Regions from separate parts of the Homo sapiens genome. Here region 1 is linked to region 2. A link is an interaction called in ENCODE POLR2A ChIA-PET data of the cell type or tissue named here. Cell type or tissue: HepG2. All regions are shown on one strand.

Evidence for each region. ChIA-PET counts read pairs that join two places held together with the same protein. Peaks named below come from ENCODE experiments on the same cell type or tissue, not always from the same donor. Only the 100,000 strongest peaks of a DNase experiment are listed, where the experiment ranks them.
Region 1: POLR2A ChIA-PET joins it to region 2 with 8 read pairs; 18 of 35 experiments call an interaction of 5 or more read pairs at or near these places.

What each region holds. Positions count from the first base shown.
Region 1 is chr16:57,249,177-57,254,176 of GRCh38, reverse strand. ARL2BP (ARF like GTPase 2 binding protein) reads right to left here. Exons shown (of 6, transcript NM_012106.4): 4 at 4,325-4,410; 5 at 3,670-3,766; 6 at 542-2,011. The coding sequence ends at 1,910. LOC124903697 (a long non-coding RNA gene) reads left to right here and starts at 2,385. Exons shown (of 2, transcript XR_007065082.1): 1 at 2,385-2,473; 2 at 4,206-5,000. In HepG2, no CTCF peak of the experiment used is centred here; DNase peaks (open chromatin) are centred at 566 and 1,876.
Region 2 is chr16:57,192,681-57,197,680 of GRCh38, reverse strand. The region is part of intron 1 of RSPRY1 (ring finger and SPRY domain containing 1); the gene reads right to left. Among named protein-coding and RNA genes, the nearest start is that of RSPRY1, 8.9 kb to the right of the region's middle. In HepG2, no CTCF peak of the experiment used is centred here; a DNase peak (open chromatin) is centred at 2,870; H3K4me3 peaks cover 350 bases.

The sequences.
Region 1 (5,000 bases), 56 kb before region 2:
GTGATCCCAGCACTTTGGGAGGTGGGTGATCACCTGAAGTCAGGAGTTCAAGACCAGCCTGACCAACATGGTGAAACCCTGTCTCTACTAAAAATACAAAAATTAGCTGGGCGTGTTTGTGGACACCTATAATCCCGGCTGCTTGGGAGGCTGAGGCAGCAGAATCACTGGAACTCGGGAGGTGGAGGTTGCAGTGTGCCGAGATCGTGCCATTGCACTCCAGCCTGGGCAACAAAAGCAAAACTCCATTCCCAAAAAAAAAAGAAAAAAAAAAGGGTGAAAAACCAATTTGCCTTTATCATCGTTTTTTCATCATTTAATCTCTGGACTTGTCCACTGGCCTTTTCTCAAGTAGGCAGGCTGGTCCACAGGTCTTAGCAAGTGCTCCCAGCATGCCTGGGCTGTGGTGGACCTCCCATTTATAGACAAAGCAAGGGAAAGCAAGCCCAGGAGAGGTGGCATTTAAAAAAAAAAAAAAAAGACCAAAGCAATAATTAATAACCTTATGGCAGTGGCTACATTAAAGAAAGAATACAACTCATTGAGAATGGTGGTTCTTGCGAAACACCTGAAGTTTTACTCATGGTACAAAAGTATTTAATAAGTGACACATCAGTACAGAAACACAGAGCTTGTAGCTTGTCCTTTAAAACCAGAATGGCCAAGTGAAAAGTCAGTACAGATTCTTATTTTTACTATTAAAAAAAAAAAATCAAAGGGACACACTGGGAATTGAACTACTATGCTTTTTCTTCGTTCTAGAGATGACATATATGTTTTCTGATAAGTAATCTACCACACATTGCACTAAACCAAAGCATACAAACAGCCAGTAAAGCTGTGCTCTACCTGCTACTCATGCTGGGCTGGACAGTGGAACACCATCTTGGTAGGAGAGATTTTGACAGGAAGAAACTGCAGAGTCCCTACCTAACCCAGAGAACCTTACAAACTGGTTTATACACAAAGGATTTTCAGCAAACATGCAAACACACTAACATGCTATAGGAATATGTTTTAGTCTATTTCTAGCACACAGCATACATTCATAGGTGCCCAGTAAAATAGGAATGAATGTCAATGTAGAAAGCATTTTTGCCTTCACAGTACTAACAAACACCTAAAAAGCACACAGCATATAATACTTTGATCTTTAAGTGGATAATCATGGAAGTTCCAAGATCACATCCACTAGGTTAGCCTGAGTATTCATCTATAAAAATATTTTTTTTTTCAAAAATAATGCTTAAAAGAGACTTCTAGAAACAGTGGGACTACATCAGGACCAGAAGACAGTGACACAAGGACTGCAAATGTTAAGACTAGGAGTAGCTTTTCACATGGAGCTTTTATGTAGAGGACGTCTCCTTCTGTTGATTCCTACAGCCGAGACAAGATGTGATCACAGGAGACTCCAAAATCTCAAACTGGGCTTGAGTAACACCCTAGATAAACATCAGGAACCCCACTGAGGCTGAAGTACTGAAACTGTGGCCCATGTGAAAAAGAGGTGCAAGTGCACAAAGATTCATGCAGAGCCTGCTGGAACAGAGGGTGGTGGCGGCGGGTTAGTCCACACTTACACACCAGCAGGTATGCTGGGGAAGGGCCCCCCAGGTGGAGTGCCTGACATAGGGCTCGCTCCAGAGGCGTCTGACTCAGAAGCTCCTGAGAGAGGTGTCTACTTGAGGTGGGGAGGAGTACTATGGTTAATGAATACAAGAAGGTGTTTCAGGATAAATAGGTCCAGGAGGGTTAGGTCATTTTGGTTTTGACCTATTAATACTTAACATAAATGAAGAGTTACATAACAGAGTCAGTCTTTCCAAGATGTGTTCTGTCATCATGAGCTGAGCCTATTGGGCTGGTGACATCCAGAATGATCCCATTCATTGGCTGGAGGTAGGACCTAGTGCCGCAGATTGTTCTGGGAAGCTGGCAGAGAAGATGATTTGCACAATGAAGTCACCACTAAGCCACTGCTTAAGTCCAGTCCTCGGCCTTCTTTTTCCTATATGAGAAAACAACCAAAGGAAGGACTAGAAAGAGCCCTGGCTTGGAATCTTGCCTCTGACATGGGGAAGGCAGAGCTGAAGGTGGGAACGTGGACCTCCAGAGTACATAGGAAGGGAACACAGGTTATTGGTTATTCTGCATTTCTGCTCAATACTGGCCTGCCCTAGTCTTAATTTTTTTTAATATTATTTTTAAAGAGGTAGGGTCTTGCTCTGTCACCCAGGCTGGAGTATAGTGGCTTGATCACAGCTAACTGCTGCCTGGAATTCCTGGGCTCAAGTGGTCCTCCTGCCTCAGCCTCCTGAGTAGCTAGGACTACAGGTGTGCACCACTACAGCTGACTAACTTTTTTATTTTTATTTTTGTAGAGACAGGGTCTTGATATGTCACTTAGGCTGGTCTTGAACTCCTGGGCTCAAGTGATTCTCCTGCCTTGGCCTCCCAAAGCGCTGGAATTGTAAGTATGAGCCACTGTGTCCAGCCTGGCCCTGGTCATTCTTAAAATGCACTCTTAAAATGTACCTCCCTTCACTGGAAAACATTTTTCTTTCTTTCTTTTTTTTTTTTTTTGAGATAGGGGTCTTGCTATGTTGCCCAGGCTGGAGTGCAGTGGCTATTCACAGGCACCACTGCTGTGTAATACAGCCCCAAACTCCTAGGCTCAAGTGATTCTCCTGCCTCAGCCTTCGAAGTAGCTGGGACTACAGGCATGCACAACCACACCCAACACCATTTCTTTTTCTTTTCTTTTTTTTTTTTTGACACAGGGTCTGACTCTGTCACCCAGGCTGGACTGTAGCAGTACAATCACAGCTCACAGCAATCTCAACCTTCTGGGCTCAAGCGGTCCTCCCACCCAGCCCCCAAAGTAGCTGACTGGGACTACAGATGCACACCAGCACACCAAGCTAATTTTTGTATTTTTCATAGAGACAGGGTTTTGCCATGTTGCCTTGGCTGGTCTCAAACTCCTGAGCTCAAGCCATCTGCCTGCCTCGGCCTCCCAAAGTGCTGGGATTATAGGTGTGAGTTACCATGCCCAGTCTCCTATTTTTCTTATAAAGAGCTTGCATTATATGAAAAGCAAGGCAGGGCCAGGTGCGGTGGCTCACGCCTGTAATCCCAACACTTTGGGAGGCCGAGGCGGACCATGCTTCAGGAGTTTGAGACCAGCCTGGCCAACATGGTGAAACCCTGTCTCTACTAAAAATACAAGAATTAGCTGGGCGTGGTGGCAGGTGCCTGTAGTATCAGCTACTCGGGAGGCTGAGGCAGGAGTATTGCTTGAACCTGGAAGGCAGAGGTTCCAGTGAGCCAAGATGGTGCCACTGCACTCCAGCCTGGGTGACAAGAGCAAAACTCTGTCTCAAAAAAAAAAATAAATAAAAGAAAGGCAAGGCAGAATGAGACCTGAGACCTGCTTTTTCGGTTTTGTCCTTCTGATTAGGAACTCTAAGTTGGTACCTGGGCTTGTTTCATGAAAACATGAGAAGGTCCCAGCCACAACAGAATAGCAGCTCACTCTTCTGATGCCTCATCGGCCAGTTTGAAGGGAGAATGATGGGGGAAGCGTGGGAGGTTCATGTTCGGTATTTCTACCTGGAATTTTCTAAGTGGCTCAAAGTGGCTAAATAAATAGGAGTAGTAACTTACTGCTCTGTAGTCCAAAAACATTTCTTTAAAAGCCAGAAAATCTGTGAAGGTGAGCAGCATGTCGAATATGTCACCAGCCACTTCATCCTTATGGTGCCTGCAAACGGAACAGATGGCTGTTTCGTGAATGAATGATGAGACAGTCCTCAAGATTGCTTTCGTTTTTCTTTCCACCACCCCAGCCCCACCCCCCGCATTATTTTTGTTTTGTTTTTTTAGAGACTGGGTCTTGCTCTGTCACCCAGGCAGGAGTGCAGGGGTGCAATTATAGCTCACTGTAGCCTTGAACTGCTGGGCTCAAGGGATTCTCCAGCCTCAGCCTCCTGAGTAGCTAGGCCCACAGGTATGCAACACCACACCTGACTAATTTATTTTTTGTAGGGTCGGGGCCTCACTATGTCACCCAGGCTGGTCTTGAACTCCTGGGCTCAAGTGATCCTCCTCCCTTGGCCTCCCAAAGCACTGAGAACACAAGCGTGAGCCAATGCCTGATCTTTTCAAGATTTCATTAAAAGGTTTGAGGGCTTCCTCCATAGGACCTAACCACCAACGGCATGCACAGGAAAACAAACAAGGAGCGTCTTTTGGTCAGCCTAGGGAAGGAAGAAAGTGAGAAAACAAAACAAAACACAAAAATCAGTCAAGCTCAACTCACTGTAATGTTGTGGTGAAGGCTGCCATGTTGAACTCAGGAATCCGCTGCAGCAGCTGTTCTTCAATGTATTTTTCTACCAAAGAAATCTGCAACAGTGGAAAGGATTTTGGTGAGACCATACTTTGGGAAAACAAGACTTCTTTTCAGAAAGCCTGCCCAGCCCTTTCTAAACATTTCCTGAGGTCTGTGTGCCACAATCTACACTGAGTGCCAAGGATACCAAAGAGGACCAAAACACAGCTCCTGTCCTGGAGAAGTACTCAGCCTGGTGTGGAAGAGAAGCCTTAGCTGATAATGGTGCTGTAACAGGGTGGATGCTCTGACACAGGTGGAGACAGTGAGTAGCACGGTACCCACACCCACAACCCAGTGCAGGATGCAGTAAGTGGGGGCTTTGCCTCCTGGGTAGAGGGCATCTGTGTAACAGAACATACGGACATGGAGGCAGTCACAGGTTCCTTCTGGGCAGGTTTGTTTATGCCATGCTTCTGTGTTAAGAAAATAAAGTCCTGGAGGCCAAAATGGATTCTTAGATGACAGAATCCCAGGGGGCTGTTAAGAGGCCTCAGGGTAAAGTGTAGAGACCCAAGGGTGACGAGCTGAGGTTCCTGGGTTCCAGTCTTGGTTTTTCCACCAAATAGTTAGTGATCTTGGTCTCAGTTTTCACTTTTACTTA
Region 2 (5,000 bases):
AGACAAAAATTAAGTTTTTTTCCAAATTGAACTAAAGTGTGTTTTGAGTCAGTTTCTTCCAAAAGAGCAATTTTCCTTAAATGACCCAGAAAATGTCAACTATAAAATTTGTCAGAGAAGAAAATGAGGCTTTTAAAAAAACTGTAAATACTTTAAAGCCAGACTTTTTTTTTTTAAATAAAAAGGACCATCTGTGAAAACCAAGTGTAAAGAAGAGGTTAATCAGGTGGAAGAAGCTGGAAGGCATTTTATAAAGGCAAGCCTATGAAACGTACAAGGAAAAATCAAGAGCTGTTACCTCTAAATACTTTCTGAGATGACTACACAGAGTACTCTTGAGGGCTACAGCCACAGACAGGGCACATAAATGAACAAAGTAGATGATCTTTCAGATTTATCTGGCACTGAAAACCTATAGGTTTTAAACTGGAAATGGCTGTCATTCATGGTATTTTTTTTTTACAGAGAAGTGATGGACTGCAGGCAAAAGACTGGGTGAAAGCTAATCAATTACACTTTAGACAATTTTTTGTTTCATCCATTCAAAAAAAGCTTTACGTGGCCCACTTTCCAAGGACCACTGCTTTAAGACAATAAAACTGAGCTTACAGATTTTACACACAATACCAGAAGCCACCATAGCACAGTACACACTCTGTTGTCAGACTAGGTGAAAGTCCCAGCCCTGCAATATTTACTGATACACGTCCTAATTAACCTGACTCTTGACACATGTTAAAAAACAGACATAGTAACAGTTCTTATCTCACAGTACCACTGTGGGGATTAAATGAAATAATGCATGTAATACGCATGGCACAGTGCCTAACATTTAAACTGGATCAAAAAAATGCAAGATGTTACAAAATGAGCACATATCTAATCAGAAATAACTAAATTACCTGGGGGAGAGGGATTCTGGAGTAAAACTTGAGTTAAAAGCACTAAGAAAAGTAAAGAATTTATCTTTTACAGAACTACCCCGTACTGAAGTAATTTTTACTTTTCTATAACCTATACTTACCTATATTTTCAGACAGAGAATCTTGGGAGGGATTGTAGCTTGATCATCCCATAGACGGCATTAGAATCACTTAGAGTACTTATTAAAATGCAAATCCCTGGTCCCACTACGAATAGCCAGAATCAGAATTTCTGGGATGCCGGCCCAAGCTTGTGTTTTCTTAAAAGCTCCCCAAGTGACTCTGATGGCAGCCACATTTGGAAATCACTGTGTATAGAACCTACCACAGAACCTGGCACAGCAGGAAGGACACACCGACTGAACTAGGGGGCAAACTGAAATACTAAAGGGCATTTCTTCTTGGGTCAAAAATGTTAATTTCCTTGTCCAGTAAAATGAACTGAGACTATCTTTGAATGCAGTCTTTTGGAGAGGTCAGCCTAAAAAGCCATTAGAATGGTTATATCCATAAGTGACATGTACAGTACATATCAACACAAAGGAAAAAATGGCTCCATATATTTCCCATGAGGTCCATCTTACGAAGCATCAAAATGAACCTAAATGATACGCTGCTTAAGGATATCATCAAGGGTTAAGAGACTGAACGGAATAGAAAATGAGTAAGATGAGATTATATAAAGGCAACACATCTGTAATACCTATATATATATATATATATTTTTTTTTTTTTTTGAGATGAAGTCTCACTCTGTCGCCAGGCTGGAGTCCAGTGGTGAGATCTCGGCTCACTGCAACCTCTATCTCCTGGGTTCAAGTGATTCGCCTACCTCAGCCTCCCGAGTAGCCAGGACTACAGGTGCGTGCCACCACGCTCAGCTAATTTTTTGTATTTTTAGTAAAGACGGGGTTTCAATATGTTGGCCAGGCTGGTCTTGAACTCCTGACCTCATGATCCACCCACTTCAGCCTCCCAAAGTGCTGGGATTACAGGTGTGAGCCACCGTGCCTGGCCAATACCTATATTCTTTACCTTAACTTCAAAGACAACATTAGCTGGTGAAGTCAACTTTGAGACAAAAAAAAAAAAAGCTAGTCACACAATTTAAATACACATCTGTGACAAACATCAACTGATTTAATAATTTTTATCACTGGATGCCAGTGCTTAGTAGAAGGACTCTTCTTACCACCTAAGTGGCAATACTTTTAATATGATTATACTTTTTTATTTTTATTTTTTCAGACGGAGTTCCACTCTCATTGCCCAGACTGGAGTGTAATGGTGTGATCTTGGCTCACTGCAACCTCCATCTCCCCGGTTCAGGCGATTCTCCTGCCTCGGCCACCCGAATAGCTGGGATTACAGGTGCCTGCCACCACGCCTGGCTCATTTTTGTACATTTAGTAGAGATGGGGTTTCACCATGTTCACCAGGCTGGTCTTGAACTCCTGATCTCAGGTGATCTGCCCACCTCGGCCTCCCAAAGTGCTGGGATTACAGGTGTGAGCCACCATGCCCAGCCTAATATTATACTCTCGATAACAATTTTGCTGCAAGAGCATAATTATGATCGAATATTTCCTTTGCAAATCTATTTCTCTGAAGTGTGGTATTATTAATTTTGATTCTTGCCTTTTTAAAAAAGAAACTAAAGACTATTCTCTCCATTTCTATATTATTTATTAGATTTTTACATTTTACATGTTTTTTCATTTTTCTTGGGGGTAAATGAAGCACCTAACGCTTTATATTTTTTTAAAGCTGCTCTGAGACAAAAAAAAATAATCAAACTTAGGGTCTTGGTAAGCTTGGTGTTAAAGCAGTAAGGTTCTGGTACTCACTGTCTTTATAAAACACAGACCTCTACCATCATAAACAGCTCACCATGGAGACATCTGGCCAACTAGTCTAACCCTCTCTGACAAATGGTCCAGGAATCAATGATTCATCTCTTCAAATATTTGCTTGCATTCAGCCATAGTACAGATCAGTGAGAAAGAACACTTTCTTTTCTTTGAAAATAGGACTGCAGAATTACACTGCCTAGGAAGGAAAAGCTGATTACAAGAGTGACCATAAAGAAGAAAAACCAGACTTTGGGCACTAAATTACTATTGTTATAATCTTCACCTTATCATTCCAAAATAGTGTTAGAGGATGTGACTTTTTTTCCAACCCTCCCCCACAAAGGCTAAGTCAAATAGCATGAATAGCAAAATGTGTAACATCCTGAAAATTTTAATGATGTTCTCTCATTAGAAAATGTTTTCGGATTTTTCCCTAAGTGTGTTAAAGAGATAGCTTCTATCATCACATTTACTCCCCACTCCCAATATTTTATTATGAAATTTTCCAAACATACAGAAAATTGAATTAGAGTTCACTGTAAACTGTGAACTATATACCCACCACCTAGATTCTACTACTAACATTTTACTAAACTTGCTTTATCCCCACCACCTAGACTCTACTACTAACATTTTACTAAACTTGCTTTATCGCTATCCATCTCTTATCCATCATTAATCCATTCAGTTTTTTTTACATATTTCAAAGTAAACTATAGGCATCAGTATACTTTCTCTTAAATAATTCAGCATGCATATCACTAATTAGACTTCAATAAACTTCAAGTTTTTAGGAGTCGAATTTACATACACTGAAATGTGCAAATCTTTTTTTTTTTTAAACGGAATCTCATTCTGTTGCCCAGGATGGAGTGCACTGGTGTGATCCCAGTTTACCACAAACTCTGTCTCCCGGGTTCAAGTAATTCTCCTGCCTCAGCCTCCTGAGTAGCTGGGATTATTGGCACATGCCACCACACCCAGCTAATGTTTGTGTTTTCAGTAGAGATGGGGTTTCACCATGTGGGCTAGGCTGGTCTCAAACTCCTGACCTCAAATGATCTGTCCACCTCGGCCTCCCAAAGTGCTGGGATTACAGGCGTGAGCCACCGCACCCGGCTGAAATGTGCAAATCTTAAGCACAGTAACGTGCTGAGTTTTATCAAATGCATATACCTGTGACTCAAACCCTATCAAGATAGAGAACATTATCTAGAAACATATTTGCTTAAAAAAATACAAAAATTAGCCAGGCACAGTGGCGTGTGCCTGTAATTCCAGCTACTTGGGAGGCTGAGGTGGGAAGATCACTTGAATCCAGAAGGTGGAGGTTGCAGTGAGCCGAGATCATCCCACTACCCTCAAGCCTGGGTGACAGAGCAAGACTCTGTCTCCAAAGAAAAAAAAAAAAAAGCCTGCAGAACACCCCAAAGACCACAATCTTCTTACTGAAGATTGTGTTTAAATAGGGAAAATCTCAAGTCAACAATACTGATTTGGTAATGCATGAAGATTACACTTGCCAGCTGAAACAGAAACTACCTAAAGATGTTTCAACAAGAGTGTTTCTGTCTTTAGACTCTAAAGCCTCTGGTATTTCATTGGGGAAGGTAAGAAGGGGGTAGATTGTGAAATATTTGGTTGGAATTTTACTTTTCCCACAAAAAGAAAGGTTGTCTTGATGAGGCGTTTTTACTTGCCTCCCAGATGTCCAAAGCTATCTAACCGTAGGTTTAGGTCACACAGAGTACCATTAACTCCTGAACTGTAACTGTCAAGAAGTCTGGGAAAAGCACTGGATGATTCTGACATTTCCCTTATGCACTGAGGATCTTTAAGAAAGCACACCTTTGAAAGTAGGTATTTTTTTCTGGTTGAAAGACTATCTGAGCAGGGCATGGTGGCTCACACCTGTAATCCCAACACTCTGGGAGGCCAAGGCAGGCAGACAGCTTGAGCCCAAGAATTTGAGACCAGCCTGGGCAACATGGCGAAACCCTGTTTCTACAAAAAATACACAAATTAGCCAGAGTGGCGGCTTGGACCCTATAGTCCAGCTACTGGGAAGGGCAGTGGGAGTGAGGGGTGGGAGGATCGCCTGAGCTGGGGAGGTCGAGGCTGCAGTAAACCATGATCGCACCACTGCACTTCAGCCTAGGAGACAGAGTGAGACCTTAAAAAAAAAAAAAAAAAAAAGAGTCTCTGGAAAAACCTTCCTCTAAAA